Linked DNA regions of Mus musculus: region 2 is linked to region 1. Evidence: chromatin loops called from intact Hi-C (ENCODE). Cell type or tissue: left cerebral cortex. All regions are shown on one strand.

Region 1 (2,500 bases):
GGGACCGTATTTGGAATAAAATACAATAAATGATAGTAGTTATCACTGTCAACTTTCAATGACTAAAGATGCCCCGCTCCTCAGCCAAAACGTAGTGTGGAGAATCCGGATCTGACGGACAACACGGAAGTGCCCAATAAGAGGCCGGGGTAGGGGGGTGGGGGAAACAGTGGAATCAAACCAATGGCATGGGCCCTTGTTGTTGGCCGCTTTCTGGCTGATCCACCAATAGCTTAAGGATGTGACTTGGGAGCGACACCCTGACAGTCCAATGACGCACAACCAACCCACACTCAGCAATTCGGAGGGGATAAATCAAGGAGCCTGCACGTATAGATTCCGTTATTAGTGCAGTCTCGAATGGTGAAAGGAGCTTGGGGGAAACAGCCCCTGAGAGAGGCATTAGTGAGCTAAAAAAGGGGGAAGAGATGACTGCGCTAGGTGATCTCGGCCGCCATCATGCTCTAGTTTCCCCTTCGTCTCTCTGGGTCCGCGACCGAGGAAGCGGCCTCTGGGATGCTGAGGGGGTGTGTCCCCTCATGATTGGCGCAGGCCGCTCAGCCAATCCCAGCTCGGCAAACGGGAAGCACTTAGCCAATGAGGGGAGACGGCAGCGGCGAGGACTTAAGGGAGGAGGACCAGCGGCTTGACGGGCACGAAAGCTAACCAGTGAAAGCTAGAGGCATCCTGCCTGCGGCCAATGGAGTGGGGCTGTGGGCGGGCGCCAGAGTGTTTGTGTTGTGGTTTTGGGGGAGGGAGGCGGAGGGGAAAGTTTGTTTATTTTGTTTTTAGTTTCTGGGGTCCCCGAGCTTCGGCAAGGTGAAGCGAGCGACCGTGACCCCCCTCGCCTCTCAGCCTCCCCGCGACGACGCCTCCACAGCTTGCGGAGGAGCGGAGACCGCGGTCACCGCTGGGCTCCACAGCGGAACGCCGCGCACTCGGAGCCGGCGCGGCTCAGCGGTGAGTGAGGATCGTGGGCCGCGCGGGCCTGCTCCTTTCTCGGGAGCCGCCAGGCGGAGCGGAGCGGGGCGACCCAGGGTGGGCGACTGAGGACGCCCTCGGGGGCGCGCGGCACGGCCCGCTGAGGTGCAGCGTGTGCGTGTCCTCGCGCGCGCGCGCGCGCGACGGGAGCGAGCCGGGCGGGAGGGGCGGGTTGGGGGGGGCGGGTGGAGAGAGCGCGCGCGACCCGAGTGGGCCGCGGCGGGCCGGGGCGCTTGCCCGGGGCGCGCTGTGGGATCGCAATGTGCAGACGTGAGGCGGGGGAGGGGTGTGTGAGGGACGCGCGGTCACGTCGGTCGCGAGGGCCTTGGTGTCCCCAAGTATTGGGGCCGGGACAGACCGGCGTCACGCGCCTGCAGGTGTGAGCGGAGGAAAGGGCTTCCGGGTGGGCCGGTGGCTGTCCGAGCGCTTCGTGTCGCCTAGGGCCCTCTGAGCTGCAAATGCCAGGCGGTGGGGCGCGAGCATCCGGTGTCCCCGCGCGGCGGGCGTGCAGGCTTATGTGCTGGACCCCGATAGCGAGGTTCCACGGGCATCCCGCGAGAGCTGCGTGCGGTCGGGGGTGGGGTGCTGTGGCGAGGCGATGCTCACTTTGGATGAGGAAACAGACGAGGGGCGAGGGGCGGAGGGATGACAGATTTGGAAAGAGCCTTGGGAAGGGTTTGCTACCTAATGCTGGTAAGGTGCCCTTTAATTCCAAACTAACGGATTTGTTAGTCCATGATGGCTAAATAAATATCTGGTCCAGTGAAATTCACTACAGTGGCTATCACGACACCCAAGAACAGCAGCCGTCTCATCCATCCTTAGTCTTGGACGCAGGTCACCCGTCTGAGACTTTGAGCTTCAAGCTTTCTCCTGTGTCTTTGGGCTGCTTGGATTCTGAATAAAGAGTACCAACCAAGACTCCGTGAATAAAAACATCATTTGTACCTCCTTCACAGTTAAACATAGCAGTAAGCTGTACAAAAATCACACATCCTAGCCTTTTGTGAAATGTTTCTCTTCGCTTGTGGGAGATTTCAGTTCTTGACTTTAAAACTATGTGTTCGCCGTGGGTTTTGAACGCTCCTTAAAGAGCAGAGCATGGAGACACTTGTATAGCATGAGTATCGATGTAGTAAGTGGGAGGGATATCAGTGTAGTAGTAGTCTCTACAGGTAGGCATATACTGGATAACCAGTATCCAGAATACAGATTAGACTGGTTTGTCCCACTTGGGATGCATGCCTCTGTGTGTTTTGTTTTGTTTTGTTTTGTTTTTGAGACAAGGTCTCATCATGTAGCCTCCGCTGGCCTCGAACTGCTTTGTAGACCAGGCTGGTCTGGAACTTACAGAGATCCACCACCTGCCTCTTTCCTGAATGCTGAATTAAAGAGGCTCAGCTTGTTCTTCACTGTTTTTAAGGGCTTGTCTTAAACTTGATTGTCTGAGTATGTAGTTTCTGATAGTACTTAAAGGAGTAAAGAAAACAAAACAAAATAAACTGTCCATGCTACATGG
Region 2 (2,500 bases), 160 kb after region 1:
AAGGTTTTAACTGGTTTTGCTTAGTTTTAGTTTTGGTTTTCTAGTACTGGGGATTGAATCTAGAGCCTCTTGCTCACCACAGAACTATATCCCTAGCCCTCTTACAAGTATATGTAGATGAAAAGGGTGTGTGCGTGTGTGTTTGGTCCCATTAAGATAAAGGAACCTTCCAGTCTGGGCCAGTGCCCTGAGCAGACCCTGAGTGAGAGCTCCGTAGCCAGTCCCACAACACCCAGAGGAGGCCCCACTCCCAGGTGCTCTAACATGCCCAGGATCACAGACTAACAGGATCCCAAGAGCTTGGTCACACCAGGATCTCAGGATCACAGAGACAGCTGAACTGGAACCACAGGAAGGACAGGCTTCAGTCAGATATAACAAGGGCAGGTAGCACTAGAGATATCAGATGGCGGGAGGCAAGCACAAGAACGTAAGCAACAGAAACCAAGGTTACTTGGCATCATCAGAACCCAATTCTCCCACCAAAGCAAGTCCTGGATACACCATCACACTGGAAAAACAAGATATGGATCTAAAATCACTTCTCATGATGGTGATAGAGGACTTTAAGAAGGACATAATGACTCCCTTAAAGAGCTACAGGAGAACACAGGTAAACAGCTAGAAGCCCTTAAAGAGGAAACAACAACAACAAAAATCCCTTAAAGAATTACAGGAAAACACAAACAGGCAAAGGAAATGAACAAAACCATCCAAGATCTCAAAGTGGTAATAAAAACAATAAAGAAATCACAAAGGGAGACAACCCTGGAGTTAGAAAATCTAGGAAAGGGGCTGGAGAGATGGCTTAGCAGTTAAGAGCACTGACTGCTCTTCTAAAGGTCTTAAGTTCAAATCCCAGCAACCACATGCTGGCTCACAACCATCCATAATGAAATCTGATGCCCTCTTCTGGTGTGTCTGAAAACAGCTACAGTGTACTTACATATAATAAATAAATAAATTATAATAAATAAATAAATCTTTTAAAAAAGAAAACCTAGGAAAGAGATTAGGAGTCATAGATGCAAACATTACCAACAGAATACAAGAGATAGAAAAGAGAATCTTAGGTGCAAAAGATACCATAGAAAACATTGACACAATAGTCAAAATACAAAAAGCAAAAGGCCCCTAACCCAAAACATCCAGGAAATTCAAGACACAATGAGACGAGGAAACCTAAGGATAATAGGTATAGAAGAGAGCAAAAATTTCCAACTTAAACGGCCAGTAAATATCTTCAACAAAATTATAGATGAAAACTTCCCTAACCTAAATAAAGATATGCCCATGAACATACAAAAAGCCTACAGAACTCCAAATAGAATGGACCAGTAAAGAAATTCCTCCTGTTACATAATAATCAAAACACCAAATGCACAAAACAAAGAAAGAATATTAAAAGCGAAAAAGTGAAAAAGAACAAGTAACATATAAAAGCAGACCTATCAGAACTATACCAGACTTCTCACCAGAGACTATGAAAGCTAGAAGATCCTGGGCAGAAGTCATACAGACCCTAAGAGAACAAAATGCCAACCCAGACTACTATGTCCAGCAAAATTCTCAATTATCATAGACAAAAAAAAAAAACAAACAAGATATTCTATGACAAAACCAAATTTACACAATATCTTTCCATAGATCTAGCCCTACAAAGGATAATAGATAGAAAACACCAATACAAGGAGGGAAACTGCACCCTAGAAAAAGCAAGAAAGTATCTGCTTTCAACAAACCCAAAAGAAGATAGCCACACAAACATAATTCCACCTCTGACAACAAAAATAACAGGAAGTAACAATCACTTTTCTTTAATATCTCTTAACTATCTTTAATATCTCTTTAATATCAATGGACTCAATTCCCCAATAAAATGACATAGACTAACAGACTGAATATGTAAACAGGACCAAGCATTTTGCTGCGTACAGGAAATGCACCTCGGTGACAAAGACAGACACTACCTCAGAGTAAAAGGTTGAAGAACAATTTTCCAAGCAAATTGTTCTAAGAAACAAGCTGGAGTAGCCATTCTAATATTGAATAAAATCAACTTTCAACCAAAAGTTATCAAAAAAGTTAAGGAAGGACATTTCATACTGGTCAAAGGAAAAATTTACCAAGATGAACTCTCAAATCTGAACATCTATGCTCCAAATGCAAGGGCATCCACATTCATAAAAGAAACTTTTCTAAAGCTCAAAGCACACATCACACCCTCACACAATAATAGTGGGAGACTTCAACACCCAACTCTCAGCAATGGACAGATCATAGAAACAGAAACTAAACAGAGACACAGTGAAATTAACAGAAGTTATGAACCAAATGGATCTAACAGTTATTTATAGAACATTTCATCCAAAAGCAAAAGAATATACCTTCTGCTCAGCACATCATGGTACTTTCTCCAAAATTGGCCATAGAATTGGTCATAAAACAGGCCTCAACAGATACAAGAACATGGAATTAATCCCATGCACCCAATCAGATC

What was found. A loop is a pair of places that touch in the nucleus more often than their neighbours do. Peaks named below come from ENCODE experiments on the same cell type or tissue, not always from the same donor. Only the 100,000 strongest peaks of a DNase experiment are listed, where the experiment ranks them.
Region 2: it touches region 1 in a loop (2.3-fold over the local background); 4 of 42 quality-filtered maps call a loop at or near these places.

What each region holds. Positions count from the first base shown.
Region 1 is chr15:80,710,529-80,713,028 of GRCm38, forward strand. It overlaps Tnrc6b (trinucleotide repeat containing 6b), which reads left to right and starts at 785. Exons shown (of 25, transcript NM_144812.3): 1 at 785-960. In left cerebral cortex, CTCF peaks have their summits at 1,004 and 1,263; DNase peaks (open chromatin) are centred at 263, 607, 1,013, 1,479 and 1 more place; H3K4me3 peaks cover 2,300 bases; H3K27ac peaks cover 1,845 bases.
Region 2 is chr15:80,869,634-80,872,133 of GRCm38, forward strand. The region is part of intron 6 of Tnrc6b (trinucleotide repeat containing 6b); the gene reads left to right. Among named protein-coding and RNA genes, the nearest start is that of Mir5113, 69 kb to the right of the region's middle. In left cerebral cortex, a CTCF peak has its summit at 946 (motif pointing left); no DNase peak of the experiment used is centred here.